2 separate regions of the Homo sapiens genome follow, and region 1 is linked to region 2. A link is a contact called in ENCODE Hi-C or POLR2A ChIA-PET data. All regions are on one chromosome and are shown on one strand. Each heading gives the region's core, a stretch centred on a gene start or an enhancer-like site at or near the end of the contact. The rest is flanking DNA. Distances are from core to core; before and after follow the strand shown. Region 1 overlaps TULP4 (TUB like protein 4). Region 2 overlaps TULP4 (TUB like protein 4).

Evidence for each region. A loop is a pair of places that touch in the nucleus more often than their neighbours do. ChIA-PET counts read pairs that join two places held with the same protein, here RNA polymerase II (POLR2A).
Region 1: a loop to region 2 is called in a map of spleen, with 2.0 times the contacts of the local background. The contact joins two enhancer-like sites. A Hi-C loop is called at or near these places in 2 of 168 maps with a recorded cell type or tissue (Right ventricle myocardium inferior and spleen). POLR2A ChIA-PET finds 5 or more read pairs at or near these places in 3 of 52 experiments (GM12878, T-cell and activated T-cell).

Annotation. Positions count from the first base shown.
Region 1 is chr6:158,426,927-158,433,390 of GRCh38, forward strand. TULP4 (TUB like protein 4) reads left to right here. Exons shown (of 14, transcript NM_020245.5): 3 at 2,810-2,971. Among named protein-coding and RNA genes, the nearest start is that of SNORA116, 110 kb to the left of the region's middle. Within about 2 kb of position 4,805, at least 2 of the 41 ENCODE cell types and tissues checked have a DNase peak (open chromatin) inside an H3K27ac peak, as active enhancers do.
Region 2 is chr6:158,374,426-158,381,080 of GRCh38, forward strand. All of the region lies in intron 1 of TULP4 (TUB like protein 4), which reads left to right. Among named protein-coding and RNA genes, the nearest start is that of SNORA116, 55 kb to the left of the region's middle. Within about 2 kb of position 2,311, at least 5 of the 41 ENCODE cell types and tissues checked have a DNase peak (open chromatin) inside an H3K27ac peak, as active enhancers do.

The DNA.
Region 1 (6,464 bases), core at 3,555-6,054, 55 kb after region 2:
ATCCTTCACCTCACTGGTTATCTGTATTCCTAGGCATTTTATTCTTTTTGTTTCAGTTGTGAATGAGAGTTTGTTCCTGATTTGGCTCTTGGTTTGGCTGTTGTTTGTGTGTAGGAATGCTAGTGATTTTTGTATGTTGATTTCGTATCCTGAGACTTTGCTGAATAGCAATTTGGATAGACAAATTATGGTATATTCATACAACGGAATAATATGTATAAAAAGGAATGAACTACTGACACACGGAATTCAGATGACACTCAACATCTTTATACTGAGTAAAAGTAGTCAGACAGAGAAGTTGAACATACTATATGGTACCATTCGTGCAAAATTCTAGAATGAACAACCAGTGACAGAAAGCAGATCACTGTTTGCCTAGGACTAGGGTTGGGGATTGACTTCTGGGGCGAGGAGGGACTTTACTGCATGTAAATTATACCTTAATAAAGTTGATTTTTAAAAGGAAAATATTAACAACTACTTGCCAGCAGTTTTGAAAACTTACATGAAATGGACAAATTCCTTTTCAAAATTATCAGACCTTTTTTTTTTTTTTTTTTTTTTTTTTTTTTTTTTTTTTTTTGAGACGGAGTCTCGCTCTGTCGCCAGGCTGGAGTGCAGTGGCATGATCTCGTCTCACTGCAACCTCCACCTCCCAGGTTCAAGCGATTCTCCTGCCTCAGTTTCCTGAGTAGCTGGGACTACAGGCGCGTGCCACCATGCCCAGCTAATTTTTGTATTTTTAGTAGAAACAGGGTTTCACCATGTTGGCCAGATGGTCTCGATCTCTTGACCTCGTGATCTGCCTGCCTCAGCCTCCCAAAGTGCTGGGATTACAGGCGTGAGCCACCACACCCAGCCCTAAAATTACCAGAACTGACTCAAGAAGTAAAAAGGTTGAAAGTTTAGACTGGGCACAGTGGCTCATGCCTGTAATTCCAACACTTCGGGAGACCAAGGCAGACAGATCACTTGAGGTCAGGAGTTGGAGACCAGCCTGGCCAACATGGCAAAACCCCATCTCTACTAAAAATACAAAAATTAGCTGGGTGTGGTGGTGGTGCGTGCCTGTAATCCCAGCTACTCAGGAGACTGAGGCAAGAGAATCGCTTGGACCCGGGAGGTGGAGGTTGCACTGAGCCAAGATCATGCCACTGCATTCCAGCCTGGGCAACAGAGCAAGACTCTGTCTCAAAAGAAAACGTGAAAGTTTAGTACTAGGACTATTAAATTGAATAAGTGGTTAATAATCTTCCCATTACAAAAATACATAGTCAGATGATTTGGCAGGCTTGTCTACCAAACTTTCAAGCAACAAATCATCTGTTTATACAAATTCTTCTGGGCATTGAAGAAAGAGGGACTACTTCAGCTCATCTTGAGAGGGTAACGTAACCCTGCTAAATCCAGAGACGCACATTACCAAAACAAAATCACGGGTCTACTACATTCATGAATGCAGATGCAGAAAATCTAAAGACACTAGCAAATCAGCTTCAACTGTGCATATAAAAGACAATACCTCTAAATTGGACTCTGGTAGGTATGCAAGAATAGTATGATATGTAAAAATCCATACAAATAACTTACCACAATAGATTAATAGAGGGAAAAATGTGGTCATTTGAATAGATGCAATAGCATTTGATAAACTTAACACTCAAGTATAAGTAATGTTTTTCAGTTAGATTTTTTTTTTTCTTCATTCTGATTGAGGGGGTATTGTTAGCAAGACTGAGGGGCAATATAATCAGAAACTTAGAGCTTTACTGTTTTGGTAAGGGACCAACAGACTCTGATGGAGAATCTATTACTAACCATAAGTGAGAGGCAGTGTAACAGTGGTTGAAAGGAAAGACCCTGTAGCCAGATATTCCTGGGATTTTTCCTGTTTCTGTCTCTTGCCTGCTATGTTGACTGAGTCTTCTCTGTAGATGAGAACAGTAATACCTTCCGCAGACTGTTGACTTGAGGCTTAATGAATTAATGTACATGAAACATACAGAACACTGGTGATGCACAGTATGCACTGAAGTCAGTTTCAATCATTTTTCTTAAAAAAATTTCTTTAGAGACAATACCTTGTTCTGTCACCCAGGCTGGAGTACAGAGGCACCATGATCGCTCACTAAGGCCTCAACCTCCTAGGCTCAAGGAATCCTCCCACCTCAGCCTCCTGAGTAGCTAAGACCACAGGTGTCTGCCACTGCTCCCGACTAATTATTTTGAGACAGAGTCTCACTCTGTTGCCCAGGCTGGAGTGCAGTGGCGCTATCTTGGCTCACTGCAACCTCTTCTTCCCAGGTTCAAGTGATTCTCTCACCTCTGCCTCCCAAGTGGCTAGGACTACGGGCACGTGCCAGCACGCTTGCCTCATTTTTGTATTTTTAGTAGAGATGGGGTTTCACCATGTTAACCAGGCTGGTCTCAAACTCCTGACCTCAAGTAATCTGCCTGCCTCGGCCTCCCGAAGTGCTGGGATTACAGGCATGAGCCACTTTACCCGGCCCCGACTAATTCTTAAAATTTTTGTAGAGGTAGTATCTCGTTATTTTGTCTAGGCTGGGCTCGAACTCCTGGCTTCAAGTGATCCTCTCACTTTGGCTTCCCAGCATTCTGGGTTTACAGGCATGAGGCACTGTGGCTGGCCTCAGTAACGTTTTTATAGCTTTCAAATAACATATGTTATATTTTAAGGCCATCTCCATCTTAGCCAAAAGTCTAAGTTAATGACTATGTCTAGACTTTGATAAAATGTTTTCCTTTTCAGATTACAAATTGACTCTTTTCTGTGTGTGTCCCCAAGGTGAGTGATTTCACGTGGAGCCATGATGGAACTCAAGCACTTATTTCCTATCGAGATGGGTTTGTCCTGGTTGGGTCTGTCAGTGGACAAAGACACTGGTCATCCGAAATCAACTTGGAAAGTCAAATTACGTGTGGCATATGGACTCCTGACGACCAACAGGTAACACTTCTGAAATGTGGTGGGTGTGTGACGTTAAAACCATGAGGGCTGGGAGGGAAGAAAGGGGCAGGAGAGGGGAGCTGGTGCAAAAGCCTCTTTAAGAATCACAATGGAAAAGAACAATAAAACTGTCCAGGTAAAAATTAAAATAAAAATTCTAAATGAACCATAAATTGGAAAAACAACATTTCCCACCAATATGGTAACATTAAGTTAACATTTTAATTATATAAAATGTTCATACAATTTTATTAATAAAATCTGCATAAATATGCAGTTGATATTAGATATCAAGTAAGTTGATACTAAGCTTAAAAAAAATCAGGATAGGAAATGGGATGTTTGGTATATTGCTACATCGTAAGACAACAAAGAAGCCCATCCACATGGTAAAAAGCTGGAGGGAAGTGAATCAAAAAATTATAAGCAATTTTATAGTAATGAGCCTCTGGTTCGTTTTTTAAAAATTGAATTTCAAAATGTTCTTTAATGTGCCTATTTGACTTTCATGAGAAAATAACATATAATAACAATAAAATTCTATATTGATAATTCATTTTGGAGGCCAGGCACGGTGGCTCACGCCTGTAATCCCAACACTTTGGGAGGTGGAGGCGGGTGGATCACCTAAGGTCAGGATTTCGAGACCAGCCTGACCAATATGGTGAAACCCTGTCTCTACTAAAAAAAAAATACAAAAATTAGCCAGGCATGATGGCGGGCGCCTGTAATGCCAGCTGCTTGGAGGCTGAGACAGGAGAATTGCTTGAACTGGGAGGTGGAGGTTGCAGTGAGCCAGGATTGTGCCACTGCGCTCCAGCCTGGGTGACAGAGCGATACTCCATCTCAAAAATGAAATGAAAATTTTTAAAGTATAAGGATTGACTAGTTAAAATCTTTATAAAACTTGTGTTTTCCATGTATAGCAGAATACATATAATGCCAGAATGTTTTATCCCAGAGATTTAAGTTTATTATTGGTAAAAAACCAAGCAGTATAATATGGAACCGTAACTTTCATTTTTGAGCCACTTTTTTTTAACTGAATTGCTTTCCTCTAGTCACTATATATTTAATGTTTCCATTTTTCAAGTAAAAAGACAAATATTTTTTCTCTTCTCAAAATTGGTATTATGAGATTTATGAAAAGGTATTTTCAGCTCCATGTTTCTTCCCTTGCTTTCCCCAGAGGCTTCCAATTATCCCCTAGTATTTGTGTGTATTTATATGAAATGCTTAGATTCCTTTATTATAAAGCTGCATTTTTATGGGTTTTTACTACCCCCGAGTCTCAGAAGTGCGTTGCATTAAGTGACCTTGCCCGAGGCACCTGATCTTTCCTGTATCAGTTTCTCCTGTGTGACAAGGACTGTGTATTATTTCCTGCCTAATCCCCAGGGCTTTTTAATGATCAAATGAAGGAACAGATGTGAAAGCCCTTAAAAATCCAGGAGTGGATGTCTTGGCTTCACATTCTTCCCTCGCCTAGAGTGATGGAACCCATGAGCCATCTGTGAGGCTCATCTCATGGTCCTCTGATGAGTTGTGCCAGCCAGTGTCCCCAGCAGACTGTGCACATGTAGGACAGGCAGGGGACCCACTGGGGATACAGCAGTGAGAGAGACGCAGCTCTTGCCTTTGAGGTACAATTGGACCTGTTGAGGAGACAGACCTCTCCTTACACAGAATCTGCTGCCGTGGCTTGGCAACGTGTGGAGGAGGACTTCCCAGGAAGGGCTGGCTGTGACTCCCAAGTCGAATCTGGGGTACGTTGTTCCAGGCAGCCCAAGCAGAGTTCCAGGGTATTGACACCATGGTGTGCACGTACCACAGGGAGTGGTTTCCTGCTGCCGTGGAACGTGAAGGGGGACTCCTGGGGCTGGAGGAGTCGGTAGGACAATGGCCATGGGAAGCATGGAGGCCATGCTGACGTGCCTGGCCTTGAGTCTGTAGACCTTGGCGTGAGGAAAGAGCTGATGTGGCAAGCAATTGGGTACGTGGCCGCAGCCTCTGTCCTGATGACTGCTTTTACTAACAGGTGGGATTTTGTTCTAGGAAAGCGCCCCCACTGCCTTTAAATAAAATGGTTGCAGCAGGGTGCCTGTTGTCTCAGCTAGTCAGGAGGCTGAGGTGGGAGGCTCACTTGAGCCCAGGAGTTCTCGAGACCAGCCTAGGCAACATAGCAGGACCCCATCTCTGAAAAAAAAAAAAATTAAAAAAAAAAAAAAAAGGATTTGCAGGTCACTGAAGCAATAAGGACCCTGGGAAAAATTTACCACAGAGAACATGTGTATCAGGCACTCAGTCTTGTTTGAACTGAGACATAGAGCAGGAATACTCCTCCTCCTGTCTCTACCACTCATTCACATCTCTTGCTTGGTTTGATTTTATCAATGAAAAAAGAGTCCATAGACAGGTTGTGGGCCAGCCTGATGTCTGTAATGTCAGGAGTTGGATGTGGAAAGCGCACCCCTGCAGCTCAGGGGCTCTGAACGGTGGACATGAAGGTAGAGCTGCAGGAAGCCGGATGAGTCTCTTCCTGCTTCCCTGAGAACTTTCTGCCTTTAATGTGAGTTAAAATAGCTTCCAGGAGTAAACCTCTTCCTCACATCTTGAGCTATATTGGATTATAGTGGGATTTTAGGCTACTTCCTGTCAACTTTAAAAAATATAAGCAGTGCATGGCTGGGCACGGTGGCTCACGCCTGTAATCCCAGCACTTTGGGAGGCCAAGGCGGGTGGATCATGAGGTCAGGAGATTGAGACCATCCTGGCCAACATGGTGAAACCCCGTCTGTACTAAAAATAGAAAAATTAGCTGGGCATAGTGGCATGTGCCTGTATTGTGCGCTGTTTTGCCAACTTTCTATTATGAATATGTTCAAATGTACAGAAAAGTTGAGAAAATAAACCTTCCTGAAACATTTTGCCATATTTGCACTTTTTCCTCACCACTCCCCACTTTTTTGTAGTTCTTGTTTTTGAAAGTAAGTGGTAGACATCGTGGCACATCACCCTTATATATTTCAACATGTGTTTCCTGAGAATAAAGCCTTTCACCTGCACAGGCACCCCTAAGAAATTAGCAATGACATTATCTGGTATCTAGGCTACCTTTTTATTTCCCTAATTGTTACAGGAATGTATTTCATAGTCTTTTTTGGTTTTTTGGAACCAGGATCCAGTTTAATTCATGTACAGCAGTTGGTTGTTCTGTCTCTACAGTCTTTTAGTCTAGAACAGTTTCCCGTTTTTTAAATTGACTTTTTCATGAGGTCAGTGTGGCCACCTTACACGCTGTCCCCACACTCTAGATTTGTCTGATTGTGTTTACTTATAGTATCATTTTCCTTCCGGCCCTTGTATTTCCTATAAACTGGAAGTTAAGTCTAGACTAGAGTTGGAGTAAACAATTTTGGCAAGAATACTTTAAAGGTAACATATTCTTTACTCTGAACCACACTAAAAAGTGTATAATGTCTCATCCTAGTCT
Region 2 (6,655 bases), core at 1,061-3,560:
TGAAACTCTGAGAAGCTACTTCTTTAGTCTTCTTTTGTATTCTCTCATGGGCGCTCTGCCGGATCAGGGAGGAGACTTGTCACAGGAATAGAAGAGTGCAGGGGTTTTGCTTCTAGCCTGCTACTGACTTAGGCAACACAGCTTATTCCTTTTTTCCCATGTAATTTCAAAAACTCACTGTTTTACTTCTTAAAGTCTTAGAAGTGGACAAAGCTGTTTATAAGAGCAGTATCCTTTTCCAATAGCAGTATCCTTTTCCAATAGCAGTAACAATGAACATAGGAAATACCATACTAGCACCAGCTGCCATTAGAGAAGAGTTCCTGGTTTCAGCTTTTCAGCCGTGAATTTACTCATGAATGGTACCTCCTGGGACTCATATTTTTGTTTTAAAACAGGTTTGAAATGTAACATTTTTCCAAAGTAGCTTATTAAGGACATTTAAAAATTTATTTTCATAGTTATCAAGGTGTTATTTTTTCTTTAACATTGTGGACTTGCTATGCTTACCTAAGCCAAGTGTTAAAGAAGTTAAGGCTGGGCATGGTGGCTCACACCTGTAATCCCAGCACTTTGGGAGGCCGAGGCGGGCGGGTCACTTGAGGTCAGGAGTTTGAGATCAGCCTGGCCAACATGCAGCAACTCTGTCTCTACTAAAAATACAAAAATTAGCCAGACGTGGTGGTGGGTGCCTGTAGTCCCAGCTACTCGGGAGGCTGAGACAGGAGAATTGCTTGAACCCAAGAGGCAGAGGTTGCAGTGAACCGAGATCGCACCATGGCACTCCAGCCTGGGCAGACAGAGTGAGACTCCATCTCAGAAACAAAAAAGAAGTTAAGTAATGAAGTTGGAATTTTTAATTTAGTATGTTCTTTTTTGTTGGCAATTCAGCGTGTTCCTTTTTTGTCCATTCATCAACCACTTGTTGAGTTTCTCCTGCATATTAACATTTGCCACTGTGAATAAAACGATAAATGAGAGGTGGTCTTTCCCTCAGTGATGGAGTGGTTTGGTGAGGAGACAGGACACACAGTTCCAGTGTAACCAGACAGGTGAGGAGGATGAGAAGGGTGTGCAAGGTGCAGAAGAACAGGAGTGAGAGGTGTTTCCTCTGGGGATGGAAGAAGTTAATCAGGGAAAAGTGTACAGGGAAAGTTACATTTGATCTGAGTTTTGAAGGAGGAAAAGACACAGACCATCACTGAGTGGTAAGAAGAAGGCTAGCTTTATCTTGAGAAGGAGTTTGTAAGAAACACTGTAGGGTAAAATGCACGCTGCTTAGTTTCATTAGCAAGTGCTTATTAAACAGCTACTCCTGACCTTGGATGGTGTTTGGAGTAAACTAATATATATAATACAGAAATATGTAGGGATCCCCATGAACAAGAACCCAGGCTAGATTTAAGAAGCCAGAGTAGTGGGGGCAAAGAATAGTGTGACTGAAAGTAATTAAACTTAAAAATATTTTGTCATGGGCAGGAACAAGGGAGATCATTGTGGCTTGATGGAAGTGAGGAGACAGGCTTACGACCTGCGGGATGGCTCTGCTTTGCTAGCTAGGGCTGGGATTTCAGGTCAGGGAAGAGCAGGGGCATGAAGGCCGGAAACTGTGGACGATGGGGGAAGTGAGGACAGCAGCTGGAGGAGCAGAGCATTAGTGGCTGTCACCTGCTGACCCAGCCCCCTTTTCCCTGCACCTCCTCTCACCTGCCTCCACTCATGTTGCAGTTGTCTATTGGATAGCACGTCACTCCAGACTCAGTTACTTAAAAAAGCGGTAACCATTTCTCTCTCATGGGTTCTGGATCAGGAACTTGGGAGCATCCTACTGGGCACTTCTGGCTTAGCATCTGTCATGAGGCCACAGTCGAATGGTGGGTGGGTGTTGCTGGGCATGTGGAAGGCTCTTCGTCCCATGTCTGGTGCCTACACTGGACAAAGCCTCCTGCTGAGCACCTCTGCCTCTCTCTTTGTGGCCGATCCACGTGGCCTCTTCCGCATCCCCGGCTCCAAAGGCATATGTCCGGGGGGAGAGAAATATGGGAGGAAGGAGCACCACCTCTTCTACGTCACCCTGAAAGTCACACAACATCTCCTCCATTGTAGTCAGAAGCCCACCAGATTCAAGAGGAAAGAACTTAGATCCCACCTCTCAAGAGGGAGGTTTCAGTGTCACAATTGAAGAAGAGCGTGTGGAGTGAGATCTGTTAGTGTGGGCGTCTTTGGGAAATGCCATCTGCCACAGCCTCAGAGGCTGGAAGGGCTGCCTGCATGCTTTCTCAGCCTCTGTTGTGGGATATCAATGAGACATAGGAGAAGTTGGCTGGAGCCCTGGGAAAACTTTTCCACATAACAGGAGCAGATGTGGCAGTCTCTGTCTCATGCTTACCCTGTTGAATGTGGCTGTCAGGCCAGTAGCTGCGGCAGCCATCCCATGACCACAGGGAGCAGCTGAGGGACTCAGGGCAGCTGTCTCTGACACCTGTGACAGCCACTGGAGAATGACAGCAACTGCCTACCTCGAGGCTGTTTGATGGAAAAGTAAAACTGCTTGTCTGAGACACTGTTACTTGGGTTTCTGTTGCTTATACCTGGATGTCTTTCTCATTGATCTGGTATGTGATATTACATAATATGGGATAGGTGAGGTGGTAAGATTTTTAAATTATTGCTGTGTAAAAGTAGTTAAAATTTTAATGGGCAGTGGGAAGCCATTGAGATTTCTGTACAGAGAGCAGTCCATGTGCTTATGAAGCACCCAGCACGCCTGCCACGTGGCCAGCACTGTCTTACACACACAGTAACATCTCTGTGGCTAAGTAACTTACAGTTTACTTGGAAAGAGAAAAACAGGTGAGTGATAACACCCACCACATAGGTATGATTTTATATGTGCCAGGTATTATGCTACAGATGTGGCATGAACTATTGCATTTAAACCTTAGGAGTATTACATGAGGAAGACACTCTTATCCCCATTGCTTTTATAATGAGGAAACAGATATTTAGAAAAGTTGAGTAGCTTGCCTAAGTTTAAAGGTAATCCATTTTGTGTAATGCAATGCATTAATTGTAATGTAAATGTAATTTGCCCTAGAATTGCAGACATTTCAAATCTTCACTTGACAATTATTTAACACATACATTGAGGCTCTAATTTGTGCTAGACACTATGCTGAGTGTTGAGAATATGGAGATGAGCATGATAGGGCTCCTGCCTTTGAAGAGCCAAGTCTAGCGGGTGGCTGACTTCTGCGTGACCACATTTGGGATGGAACAAGACATTTATTGAGGGTCTACCACGTACTAGGACTTTTTTTTTCCTTTTATTTCCACTGTGCTCAGAGACTCAAGTACTAGGAATATAATGTTTTAATGCACTGAGTTAAATTTTATAATGGTTATATATTGTAATATGAGAAACCATTCCAAAACACAGTACTTAAAACAACTGTTTATTTAGCTCAGGATTCCGTGGGTCAGCAGTTGGCCTGGGCTGAGCTAGGCGGTTCTTACACTCTCAGCTAGACTCAGTTATGTGTCTGGTCAGCTGCATTCAGCAAAACAGTTCTTCTCTGAGGGCTGATAGGCTCTCAGCTGGAATGTCAGAGGCAGCTAGGCCACATGTCTCTCTTTGTCCAGTAGGCTAGCCTGGGCTTGCTTTCAGTCTGCTGGGAAAACACGGTTCTGAGACAGAAGAGAAGCCCATTAAGTTCTCTGAAGGCCTAGGCTTGGAACTGGCACATCCTCTCTTCTGCAGCATTCCGTTGGCCAAAGTCACAGGATGAGCCCAGATTCAAAGGATAAAGAAATAGCCCTGACCTCTTGAAGGAAGGAGCTGCAAAGTCACATTGCAAGGCGGGAAGAAGATGAATTGTGACCATTTTTGCAATCTGCAAAATTGTATACCAAATTTTATTATAATAATGTATACCAAGCATATTAAGACTTAAAAGGAAAGAATAATTTTAGGGTTTCTATCTTGGGAGCATGGTGATATTATATATAAAAATTGAGCAGTTAGGATGGGGGAGCCAGTTTTTTTTTTTTTTTTTTTTTTGGTGGGGGTGGGGGTGGGAGATGGAATCTCGCTCTGTTGCCCAGACTGGAGTGCAGTGGTGTGATCTCAGCTCACTGCAACCTCTCCCCCACCTCTCCAGGTTCAAGCGATTCTCCAGCCTCCCGAGTAGCTGGAATTACAGGCATGTGCCACTGTGCCCGGCTGATTTTTGTATTTTTAGTAGAGACAGGGTTTCACCATCTTGGCCAGGCTGGTCTTGATCTCCTGACCTCAGGTGATCTGCCTGCCTCCGCCTCCCAAAGTGCTGGGATTACAGGCATGCGCTACCGCGCCTGGCCAGGGGAGCCAGTTTTGAGGGGAAGATAAATTCAGTTTGGAAATGTTGAGTTTGAGGCGACAGTAGGTTATCCACATAGAAGTGAACTTGTATTTAATTGAAAATTTGGACCTGGAGAAGTCAGGGCTCAAGAGAGAGCATTTTGGAATCATCTTCCCAGGGCTGGTGGGTAGATTCATGAGAATGATGCCACTTTAGAGCAAGAAGGGCAGAAATCTAAGTTTTGTGTGGGAAGCAGCCTGTCCTTAGGAGGTCCAGAGTGAACAGAGAGACCAGTTAGGAGGCTGCTGGAGCCGTCTGGGAGAGAGTCCAGGCTGGCGGCATAGGTGTGATGTGAAACTGGCTGGATTCGGGATGTATTCTGAAGGTAGAGTTGACAGGACTTACCAGTGAATCACAGTTGAGGTGTGAGAAGACTCAAACTTCCTGGTCTAATGAGTTGGATGATGGAGTTGCCATTTACTGAGGTAGTTCTCCTCATATGAACCTGTGGCCAGAGTTGCCCCAAAAGCAGTGGTAGGGAAGTTTTCTCAAGGGATTGCCCCAACTCTCTTGAGGTAGGGCCAGTGAGGATTCCAGAGAAAGAAGCACTAAACGCTAGAGTGCTCAGTCCAGAGCAGTTATTAGGGGACTTATGGACAGAGTGCTGCAGCAGTTCTTGAGACTGGACTGATAGTAAAAAGAGGTTCTACCTGGGCATGTCCACAACGATGGGGCAGAGTGTAATGTTTCATGACGGTTTAAAGAATGTGGCTCAGGGAGTGGGAGCTAGTTTCTACGTGTTTAGCCTTGTGGTTGATCTTTCAGTGTTTCAAGCGATAACCTCAACAACTGTATCAGTGCTTGGGAGTATTCAAGATTGCGGCTTGGGTTCAGACCTACAGGGAAAAATATGCAGCTGCCAGAGACAGAGGGTCCAGGTACTCCATGCTTCTCGATCAGGACAAAGAAAGAAAGTGAGGGGAGGGGGACCTGGGAGACCCTACAGTGTTTGGGACAGGCATTCCAGAGCTCTGCTTTGAACTTGTGAAGTTTGAGATCCCTGTTTGACATTGAAATGGAGATGGTAAGTGGGCAGTTTGACAAAGCAGTCTGGAGTTAGGGAGGAGATACAGGCTGAAGATTAAAAACCGGGGCATCAGACTGGATGAAGTCACCCAGTGGTTGCCCTAGTGGATGATTAGGGCTGGGATAGGCTGGTAGCAGCAGGAATAGAGAGTGAGAATTTCAAGAGTTGTTTAAAAGAACAATGAAAAGGACTTGGTGGTAGACTTGATTTAAGGTCTGAAGGGAAAGGAGGAACTAAAGATGCTGCCTAGGTCCGACAAAGAGTTTGAAAATAAAAGTGGACAAGCTTCCTGGTTTCATTTACTTTAGGGTCTTGTCCACAGTTTTTATTTTAATATTTTATACATTAAAACTGTGATCAGTTGAGATTTCAGTATACTTTGAGGCTCTCCACAAAGGTTCAGCAAGAACTACGGACAGCCCCTTGCCGGCATCCAAACTGTACAGTTCCCTTTGCTTTGGCAATAACGTATTATGCTGAATCAATGTTTCTCAGCCCTTAAATGGCCTTTCTGTGCTTAGCAGCCATGTCCTCAGTAGCTCAGTTGGTTCTCTCTCACAACAACTTTCAAGTAAAACAAAAGGCTAGAAGAAATGTTCTTGACCTGGGTTTTGTGTGTACTGAAGGGCAGGGCAATGTGGTAAAGGTTATTTGCATAGAAAGTTGGGGAGATTGTGTAGACTTGGGGGCTTACACAGATGACTTTCTATTTAATAAGAGCCCAGATGCAATATGCCAGGCTTCAGATAAAAAGACAGGAGGCCAGGCATGGTGGCTCACGCCTGTATCCCAGCACTTTGGGAGGTTGAGGCGGGTGGATTACCTGAGGTCAGGAGTTCGAGACCAGCCTGGCCAACACGGTGAAACCCTGCCTCTACTAAAAATACAAAAATTAGCCAGGCATGGTGGAACACGCCTGTAGTCCCAGCTACTCAGAAGGCTGAGGCAAGAGAATTACTGGAACCCAGGAGGCAGAGGTTGCAGTGAGCCGAGACCACGCCACTGCACTCCAGCCTGGGCGACAGAGCAAGACTCTGTCTCCAAAAAAAAAAAAAAAAAAGAAGAAGAAGAAGAAAGAGGTTTCAAACAGCCATCTTTGCCTGAGGCTCTTGTCCTGACACGGACAGTGGTGGCATGCTGGTTCTGCCAACTTGGAAGGGGAGCCCTTCCGAGTCCCATGATGGCATATGTAAGTTAGCAAGGCTTCCTGAAGGTGGGTGGGTTGTAA